Linked DNA regions of Homo sapiens: region 1 is linked to region 2. Evidence: read pairs that join two places in POLR2A ChIA-PET (ENCODE). Cell type or tissue: endothelial cell of umbilical vein. All regions are shown on one strand. Each heading gives the region's core, and the rest is flanking DNA. Links, peaks and the distances in the headings are about the cores only. Region 1 has its middle 32 kb from the start of MIR1302-6. Region 2 has its middle 38 kb from the start of PRPS1L1.

Evidence for each region. ChIA-PET counts read pairs that join two places held together with the same protein. Peaks named below come from ENCODE experiments on the same cell type or tissue, not always from the same donor. Only the 100,000 strongest peaks of a DNase experiment are listed, where the experiment ranks them.
Region 1: POLR2A ChIA-PET joins it to region 2 with 5 read pairs; 2 of 35 experiments call an interaction of 5 or more read pairs at or near these places.

What each region holds. Positions count from the first base shown.
Region 1 is chr7:18,092,783-18,098,169 of GRCh38, reverse strand. It overlaps a transcript of HDAC9 not described here. Among named protein-coding and RNA genes, the nearest start is that of MIR1302-6, 32 kb to the left of the region's middle. In endothelial cell of umbilical vein, for the core only: no CTCF peak of the experiment used is centred there; no DNase peak of the experiment used is centred there.
Region 2 is chr7:17,987,154-17,992,540 of GRCh38, reverse strand. No RefSeq gene overlaps it. Among named protein-coding and RNA genes, the nearest start is that of PRPS1L1, 38 kb to the left of the region's middle. In endothelial cell of umbilical vein, for the core only: no CTCF peak of the experiment used is centred there; a DNase peak (open chromatin) is centred at 2,750.

The DNA of each region.
Region 1 (5,387 bases), core at 248-5,247, 110 kb before region 2:
TTTCACGGATTTGGCAACAGCAGTGAAACTTGTCATGATGGGATTACATCTTATGTAAGGACTGAGTTGTAATGTTTAAATGCATATGGTGCTAGTTCATTCTTCTGGACCAGAAAGGGTAAAAGGGCAAGATAAGCAAAGAAAACAATTGGAGAAAAAGAATATTCAGACATTTTTCAGATTATAATAAATTTGAAATGTGTTTAGACTATCAGTAGACGTTAGTACACAACATCAAATATGGGCTGGCAAAGCATAAACACCAGAAATGAAAATGATGATGGTGGTATTAACAATGATAATATAGGCTGGGTGCAGTGGTCCACTCCTATAATCTCAGTTACTCCAGAGGATCACTTGAGGCCAGAAGTTCAAGACCAGCCTGGTCAACAAAGCAAGATTCCATCTCTAAAAAAGAAAAAATCTAATAAAAAATTAGCCAGGTGTGGTGGTATATGCCTGTAGTCCCAGCTCCTTGGGAAGCTGAGGCAGGAGGATCAGCTGAGCCCAGGAGTTCAAGGCTGCAGTGAGCTATGATCACACTGCTGCATTATAGCCTGTGTGACAGAGCAAGACCTTGTCTCTAAAAATGATAATAATGATATAGATAATCCAAGTTTAAATGGTTTATTAGGGGAAAAAAGGACTAAAACAGAAAGACAAGCAAACGCAAGATAACCTGGGTCATTAAAAAAAAAAAAAAAGGTAAAAGTGTACATAAAACTTATTTGGTAAAGCGGTGTCAGGCCTCTAGCCTAATAAGGAAATGATGAAATACCAAAATAGATGGTGGGGCAAGTGAACAGATGACATCCAATGTTGCTGGTCATTTAGGAAAGAATGAAGTCAACTTGGTGGACTATATTGCCCTATTTTTAAAGTGATAAACTCACTTCATCCATCCAATACAACAAAATCAAATAACAACATCCAATTATAACCAAAAAATATAATAATGTTAGATATGAGAGCAAATAAGTTTGAGAAAGTACATTTTATCATTTGGGTCTGTGCTGCCCACTAGCCATGTGTGACTATGCACTCATTAAAACTAAATAAAACTCAATTCAGGCCATTGGCCACATTTGCTAAATTTCAAAGACCACATGTGCCTAGTGGCTATGATGTTGCAGAGCATAGACATAGAATATTTCCATCATCACAGAAAATCTTACTGGACAGCACTAATCTATACAACTGTTAGAAGTGCCCTGTACATAAGAGATTAGATCTAAAAGAGTACGAATACACACACACACACACACACACACACACACACACACACAAAGCCAACAAGTCATCCATTCTTTCATTCAGAACATTTATTAGGCACTTCTCATGTGAGAGTTGCTGTGCTACGCATTCAGAGACCACAGATTAAAACAAAATAGTCCCTGCCTTTGAGTCACAGAGCAATAGGAAATAACAATATATTAATAATCGGTCAATCAGCAAACACTTTTTGGTCACCAACTATAACAAATGCACACAGTGCTATGGAAGAAAACAAAACAGTAAGCATATAGTCTCACCTCAAGGAGCTTACAATTTCATTAATGACACACAACATAAGGCAAGATGTAAAATGTTTTAAGTGGCCAATTAACATTTGCAACTGTGTATTTCAAACTGAGGTCCATGAGCTTGATGTGAAATATTTTTTTTTCCATTTTGGGATTTCATTGGGATGATCATCTAAATATACATGTTGTATGCTAATCAGTTTCTGAATAAACGTTTAAAAACTAAATACTGCCACCAAATTTTCATCATGTTGTTTGCACTTGGTGTTTTGAATCATGCATAAACTAAGTGGAGACCAAAGAATAGAAAGGTTGCTAAACAAATAAAGTCTGTTTAGAGAAAAGGTGAGGATGAAGTGAGTCATTACAGAACACTGGGTAGCACAGGCAGGCAAAAGTACCTGTACTATAGAGGTTATAATCATCATGAGTGTGAAGATAATGCATGCATCCTATCTCTGTGTAGCTTCTACATAATCTGTTCTCCATTCCAGAAATCTTGGAATACAGCTTACAGATTTGATTTAGAATTCGATGACTCCACAATACTAATCACATTTTCAAGGGAACGAAAAGATGTTATAGAGATCTCAGGTGATACCTCATTAAACCTGACATTTGAGGGATTATTTGAGGAATTTTGATCATGTGTAAAGCCTGATTATCCTGAGCCATACACAAAGCCTCAAAGTTAACATTGTTTGTTTGGTTGTAAAAGGACAATTTTTGTATCTATATTGATATAAAACATAGAAATAGATTAAAGAAAAACAGAATCTGAGACTGCATCTTTATACTTTTAAACTGGATACTGGCAATGTAATTTCAACAATACAGCATCATTTGTCACAGAGTTCAATGTTGTTTCTTTTAATTTCATCAATTCTGTTGTTTATATTCAACATTTGTTTGTTGGGTTTGGTTTTATAATTTATGAAATCTATAAGCAAAAGCATTCATATTTATGTTCCTATATACCTAAGTAGAATGTTTAATAAAAAATAAACACACTCATACTGTACAGACCTGTAGTCTTAGTCAAAACCGGCCCATTCTTCCTGTGGTGTTTTATTTGGAGAAGGTACCCATTAGGAAGCCAAACCTTCTCTGCCCTCTTTTCCATCTAAGTGGTGGGAGACTATGAATCTCTAGCGAGCCACAGGGTAATTGCAAGAAGACCATAAATACACATGTAAATCCTCCTGTATATTAAATATACTACTATATTTCAAAAATATAAGGATGCTGTTTGGGGTAATAAAAATGCAAATTCCTTTTAAAGACTTTCCTAATACAGTAGCCTTTTTATTATGGATTTTCTCAATTAATACTAGAATTCCATTTGTAAGCCTGCGAAAACATAGCCATAACCCTAAACTACAGTAGGAATTCAGAGAGGAATGAGATCTCAGTGTGTTGTAGTAATCAGGGGAAGCATCACAGAAGAGGTGGGACATACACTGGGCCCAGTGAAAAAGTAGGGCAGAGAAGCACAGCTTCCTAATCCCCCAACAGAACCCCAGCAGAATGAAAGTCTGATTTTCGCTACGAGATGATCACTTATAGAAACCTATGCTACACGGTTCTCTTTCCATTGCAAGAGGCAGAAACTCAATTTATGGATAATTCATTGCTCACATAACATATCCGTGGAAAAAATCAGCTATAGAACGAGACTTAAGAATGACTGGATGCAGGAAGTGAAAAACTGAAATGTACTTATTTCTCTCTCTCTCATCTTGACTTTTCTTTACACGTCGATGTATTCTCTCAGGCTGGCTATTCCTGTTTATCTAAAATCGAAGCCACTTGCTAGCTCCAAGTTTAGGATTGAAATCCTTAATGATTTACTGGATGAAAGGCAGGGAGTTGCAACAGTTAAAAATGTAAGGGCCTGGCACGGTGGCTCACATTTGTAATCCTAGTGCTTTGGGAGGCCTAAGCAGGAGGATAGCTTGAGGCCAGGAGTACAAGACCACTCTGGGCAATACAGCAAGACCCCTTCCACAAAAAATGTTTAAAAATAAACAATAAATAATTTTTTTTAATTAGCCAGGTACGCTGGCATGAGCCTGTGAGTCCTAGCTACTTGGGAGGCTGACACAGAAGGATCACTTGAGCCTAGGAGCTCAAGGTTATACTGAGCTGTGATCACACCAGCCTTGGGAGTAGAGCAAGACCCTGCACCTAAAAAAAAAAAAAAAAAAGTAAAGGTAACAAAGATAGGCTGGGTCCAGGCTGTGAAAGAACTTGTGTCATGCTAAGAAGTTTGGGCTTTTAAAGTCAAATCTGGCCTAATCTAGTTTAGGAAATCTAAAACCTATATGAAGAAATTAAGTTTATTTAGAGACTTCCTGAGCTACAGTGTGCTCTAGAATAGATTAGTACTGTTGACCCCAGTCAAGCTGGGGCTGGCTCACAATTTCCTTCTTTGAGAACAGTAGTATTCTAGAAGGGTGGACACCTGAACCCAGATGGAGCAATAATAAAACTCCCTTTGCCTGGCCACAGTGGAGTAGTCCATAGGTGTGCACCTGATCTAACACAATCCAATCATACTCTTCCTTGAGGTATTCAGTTTTAAATGTTTACATTTAGGCTCAGATACCCAGGGAAATCTTAAAGGCTTCCTCATACTGTGCTGGGATGTAGAGTAAAACTCAGTAAAATTAACAGAAAATAGATAAGACTTCCTGGGTACAGTGGAGCAGCAAGGGGATCTGGGCCAATGATTCTGATCAATGGAACTAGATCCATTTAAAGAAGATATTTAAGTACATAAAACAGAAGAAAAAAGTAGAATATCTATGAATAGATTTCAGAGGCACCACAGAGTAGAAAGAGGGACTGAGTAATAGAAGAACAAAGGAAGAATGTCTCAATAGACTTTTCAAGATCAAAACAGTGGCATCTACTGAAAAAGCTATAGAAAGAACCCTATGGCCAAAGAGGCAATGAGAATTCATAATGTTACCTGATTTAATTTAATAGTAGAAATCTACATATAGGAAAGAAAGGAGACACAGTGCTTTTGATTTTAACCAAAATGATAAGTAGAAATAAAAATGCACAGCCTCTACTCCCCATTCTTACTTTTAGATCTAAGAGAGACCTATAATATGTACTTCCTGCTGAGAAAATAAAAGAAGGCATGATACAGCACACTCTCTCACTCCTCTCTTTAACCCTCATCTTGCAGTATCCAGTTCTCTCAAGCTGAATGATGGAACCCAACAGCAATTGTAGCACTGACATCCACTTCAATGTGAGTAACAGGCTTTCCCCCTGGAAACTTCACTTACTGCTTGTGAGTATGGGATGTGTACTACAAGACTTCAGGCTCTGGAATCAGACCTGGATTCAAATCCTAATGCCACCCCTAGCTGAACGACCCTTGGCAAAGTATTTAGCCTTTCAAAGTCTCCACACACCTGCCAGGGGAGAAGGGAGGCAGAACTAGGGAAATATAAACTAAACTGCCAGAGTTTGAGATACAAAATAGATAAAATGTGTCTGGCAAAGTGCTTAGAGCACAGGGTGTGTTCAATAGTCCCCAACCCACTACATAGCACCCTATAGTCACTGGGCCACAAATATAGTACAATGGTCCTTAGCTCTACTCCTTTCTATAAAATGAGGGTAGACCACACTGCAGGCCTCCAAGTCACAGCGCTGGTTCCCTGCAAGGATTAGTGGAATCAGTCCCTTAAAAGTCTTTCATGCGTGGAATATATTTAGGGACTAATTAAGTCAATACCCAGACTAATGTATGTGTAGTGATTCATCTTTCAAAGGTTTTCTACTCCTTTCTTATCACTACCACTCATAAATGGACCCTCATTACCATTATTCTCCTAAATCCTG
Region 2 (5,387 bases), core at 147-5,146:
CTCGGGAGGCTGAGGCAGGGGAATGATTTGAACCCGGGGGTTGGAGGTTGCAGTGAGCCGAGAGAGGGCGCCACTTCACTACAGGCTGAGAGAGCAACAGAGGGAGACAGTCTCAAAATAAAAAACTAAAAAAAAAAAAAAAAGAAAAAAAAAAGCGTTAGTAGGGAGAAGTTAAAGGAAAGAATGAATGCAAGACCTAGAAGAAGAAAGGAGGATCTGGACTTGACAATTCTCACATATATATTGGGGGAAAGACGCTGACAGATGTGGGGGAAGAGGAAGGTGTAAACAGTTGCTCCAGTCAGTCTCCTCTCCTGCATTGCTGTGGAAAGTTAAGGACATTTGCTGGAAAGAACTGGAGTGCAGGAGTCCTGGAGAGCTTCAGGAGAGAGCAGGGAAAATGTAGAAATGCCTGTTGAGAAGAATGCGAAGCTGCTGAGTGGTTAAAATGCGTTTTTTCTGGACTGTGACCTGCAGCAAATGACTTAATGTCTCTAACCCTAAATTCCTTCTCCTGTAGTTTGAGATTAATAGTAGTATCTGTTGCTGGTATGAATATGCAATTCTTGCCAAGGGAGGGGTATGCTGGCTAATGACTATAATTTTTTTATTTCTTCCCCAAGTCATCTAAACACATTTTTTTTCCTCCCCTACATGATGCAGGGGCCCTAGGACCAGGGCTACAACATAACTGCTGAAGCAGGGATGATTTCTGTAACTAAGAAACTATGTTTTAAAACTTTATGTCAGAATTCCTATGGGCCTGATGGGAGTGGATTGTGACTTCGCCCCATCTGGCAAATTGGGGCTAAAAGTGAATACAGCTATATAGCCTGGTAGTAGGGTGGCTCACGAGTCCAGAACCCATGTAACCCTACCTTCTGTGGGCGGGAATGGTCTGAGAGAGAGGCACTTGTTAGACTAGTATTGCTACCAGCAATGTGGACCAGCACAGTGGCCAAACCTAATATCCCTTCCGAAGGTGGAAAAGTTTCGGTAAAAAATAAATGACAAATGGGAAAAAGGAGTACTAATAATAGCTGAGGGTAAATAAATGAAAAAATGGGTTATAAATGGAGGGAAATCCAATATTACCTTAACAACTTGAAAGGGTCTCAGAGCAAGAGATAACATTGTCTCTTAGTTCAATTATTCCAGATGCCTGAAAAGGTGAAGCTATACATTTGCCAGGGCCACTTCTGCTTTTGGAACCTGACAAGATTGAAAGAAAGCCAACAAACATAAATGGCCTCTCCCTGGGGGACATTCATACAATATGATGGACTGGACTAATTATTCGTTACTGTGAATATTCTGTTGATGTAATGGATCTGTGTTCGAAAACCAGGGGGTGGCCTGTAGTGTTATGATCTGTTTATATATGTAGATATATAAAAGATATCTATCTATCTATCTATCTATCTATCTTTCTATCTATCTATCTATCATCTATCTATGCTTTCTTCCATGGTTTCTGGCTCATAACTCTCATAGCCCCTATTACAGTCTTTTGCTGTAATGTTGGGTATGTTAGGCCTCAGGGTCAGCCTCAGGAAGCAGAATGTCTCTGACTTTCTCCTGCCCTCCTTTCACCTGCTCCAAGGCAGGACTCTAATCTTCCCCACTTTTCTGATTATGGGACATAAAACTCTCATTCCAGAGAGAGTCTTGCATTGTACCCGGGGGGGAAGGAATGCTAATATCAGGAAGCATCCATAACAACCCAGGAAAACCAACTTCAGAGAGCTTCCGGATAGCTGAACACCTGGAGGTTCCCGGAGGGTGGCGAGCCCAGGTTGAGAATGGAAGCTCTGTATCTCTTCCCCCGTATCTCATCCTATGCATCTCTTCATCTGTAGCCTTTGTAATATCCCTCATAATAAACTGGTGAATGTGAAAAAAAGAAGAATAGTATCTGTCATAGAGTTGTTATGAGGATTAAATGAGATAATGCTTATAAAGCACCTATCACAAGGAGTGTTCAATAAATATGAACTATTATTTATATTAATACAAATAAGAGATCTGGCAGGTTACTAGAGCTTTTGGGAGAATGTATAGCAACACGTGCCATTTTTTAAAAGAATTTCAGGCCAAGCATGGTGGCTTACACCTGTAATCCCAGCACTTTGGGAGGCCGAGGCAGGCAGATTACCTGAGGTCAGGAGTTCAAGACCAGCCTGGCCAACATGGTGTAAAACCTTATCTCTAATAAAAATACAAAAATTAGCCAAGTGTGGTGGCAAGCACCTATAATCCCAGCTACTTGAGAGGCTAAGGCAGGAGAATCACTTGAACCTGGGAGATGGAGGTTGCAGTGAGCTGAGATTGTGCCACTGCACTCCAGCCTGGGCGACAGAGCAAGACTCTGTCTCAAAAATTCACACAATATTAAAGTACCAGTTGAGATTGGGTAGGCTGTACATGAAATGGTCCTATTCTATACAGTTACCCAATAGTTTACAGATGTGCTTTGTAACCTGGATATAACAGAAAAAAAAAAGGACAAATTCCTCAACTGATACAAAGTTGAGGCAGGGATGGCCAAAGAACCTTTAAGAGTGCTAATGAGAGCATATTTGTCATCTACCATAAGGTACATTGTCTATAGAGAGGCAAGTTTAGTGGGCAGATGTTGAATAAAAGTGAAGGTGTTAGGAAAAACGCAAGTATCCTTCAAACTGAAGCAGGGCAGAGAGGAAGCTAGATGGAGCGATCTAAGAATTGGAGGAAGAAAGTGGTTTGTGGGAATGGAAAGTAGTGACTCATCAGAGTTCCATGAGGGCTCTGTCCATAAGGAGGCAATGTGCCTTTAAAAGCAGGCAGGGCAAGTTCAGAGTTCAAAATGTTACCAGTGCTCAGGCATGGTGGCTCACGCCTATAGTCTCAACTACTCCGGAGGGTGAGGCAGGAGGATGGCTTGAACCTGTGAGGCAGAGGTTGCAGTGAGCCCAGATCATGCCACTGTATTCCAGCCTGGGCGACAGAACAAGATCCTATCTTAAAAAAAAAAAAAAGAAAGAAAGAAAGAAAGAAAGAAAGAAAGAAAGAAAGAAAGAAAGAAAGAAAGAAAGAAAGAAAAGAAAGAAAGAGAAAGAAAGAAAAATGGTACCAGTAAAACTCATATCATGAATTCAGCTTCATAGCTACTCTTGAACAAACTAGCTAACTAGCTCCTGTACACAGCCTGTCTCCTATTTAGCTGGCTTCCGCAATGGTTCAGGGTCTTCCTCCTCGGTCACCCAGCATTGGACCCTAGTGTGTTCCCATTGCACCGTTCTCATGCCATAAGAGGTTCAGCAAGCGTTCTTTCTTGGGATCCTGTTCTAGTCACTGCTTTGCCCCAAGGGGCTAGTCAAACTCTCCATTTCAGATATCCCTCTGTAGCCCAGGCTCGTTCTGGATTTACATTATCCCCACTGACGGCCTTCCAGCTCTTCCCTGCCTTGGCCTGGCTGCTGTAGTGCCCCAGCTACCTCAAGAGATCACCATCAGTGGCTGCTGCAGCATCGCCTCCCTCTGGCTATGTTCTGTTAAGGTAAACAAGAAGAATGACAAAATTTTCATCGTTATGTGTATCATTCAGAGAACCTTTGCTGATGATGGAAGACGCTAGCCATTGGATAATGTATTACTTTGGCAACTGTGTTTAGTAGGTTTAAAATTGGCAGTCATTACTCAAATGTACAGAAATGATGGTGGAAATCTCATATTCCTGCATTTTCAATATCTTTAACTCTTCTTTAAAATTTCACGTCTTTCAGGCAGATAGTGTTTTTTAAAGTACCACTTTCCTTCTTTTCTTCTTCCCCATCTTTGGTCTTGTCTTCTCTCCCCTAAAGTGAACTAAGTCCCCTGGGGATTTATGATCACCCTGGTGTATTTATATGTTGAGGGTGAGAATAGGGAATATCTGGTCCAAGGGCTGTGCCCCATTTAGATGTGTCGTGTCCCACCTGGTATCTTAACTTGGCATTTGCTGTGCCTTAGCTGCCCCTGCTTGGCCTTGGGGTATCATGAGCTGACATCTGCTGCTGCTATCTGTGGTGCCAGATCTGATGCATTTAGAGGTTTTCTCTCCTAGTGTCGGGCCGTTTCTAGTCCCCCAGGCCTCTCAGTTCTTCTATATACCACTTGAGAACTCAAGGACACTCAGCTGTGTCCCTTCCTGTGCTGAAATGTATGGGCCTGTACAAGTGTGCTTTCAGGCCTTGGATCCCAGACACTCCCATCAGCTGTCGTCACAAAAGTTCTATCAGCGCCAGGGTTTCTGCCAAGCCTCTCTAAGGGGCCTGTGTTCTTCTTAGATGTTTTTCTTTAATTCCTCCTCAACCTATTTGGATTTTCTAGCTAAGGCAGAATGAAAATCTTAGCCACGTCCCTTTCGTCTTCTTCTTCAACAGCTAATTGACATTTTATCTCTTTTCATTGTGGTGAAAAAGATGCCCTGACATTTAACAATAAATTCTTCCCATTTTATGGTTTGTAGGATAAACCAGAGATTTTTTCACACCATGAATCGTGACTCATTAATAGTTTATAAAATCATTTTTGTTAAAATTAAATAAAATCAAACAGAATAGAAAATATAACTCTGTCATGTAATAAGGGTATGTATTGTTTTGTAATACTTTGTGTGTGTGTGTGTGTGTGTGTGTGTGTGTGTGTGTGTGTGTTTTACACTGAACCAAGGTGTAAAATATTTATTTCTGGGAGTTACTGTCAAAAAAGGTTTGAAAGTTTCTGGTATAAACTTTGCTTGGTTCTCTAAGTTCTGACTTTTGGAGACCTAAAATAATTTTCTCCTTCAAATTGTTCAATTCTTGCAAATCAGTATGCTTTGACATATTATTGGTTTTTACCGTAAAATTTCAGAAGCCAGTATTAGTTATTTATTCTGCCTCTCTTTACTTTTCTCTGAGACAATAAATAGCACTGACTGATGTTTGTGACAAAAAGAAAAGAAGGAAAAATGAAACCTGGGACTAAAATCTTCATTTTTTAAAAAATCAAATGCTCTCAGAATGCATACCAATGATTAACTTTTGAAATGGGTGAAGATAAAAGAATCTCCACAGTTCCACATACATTAAGCTATGGTCGTCTTATAAAATAACTATATCTAACATTTATTGAGTGCCTAGCATGTGCCAGGGAGGAGAACACAGAAAGGAGAAGAAATGTCTGCTCACATTCTAACTGGGTAAACAGACATAAATAACTAATCATCCAGTAAGTGCTAGTAATGTAATTCAGCACAAAGTCCTAAGGATCCATAGAGGAAAAACACAGAGTCACAGAACTTTAGAATAGCTACTCCATTTAAACATAAACATGGGAACAGCAACATGGGAAAAGTTCTTGAATGCACAGTGCATGTTCAAGAA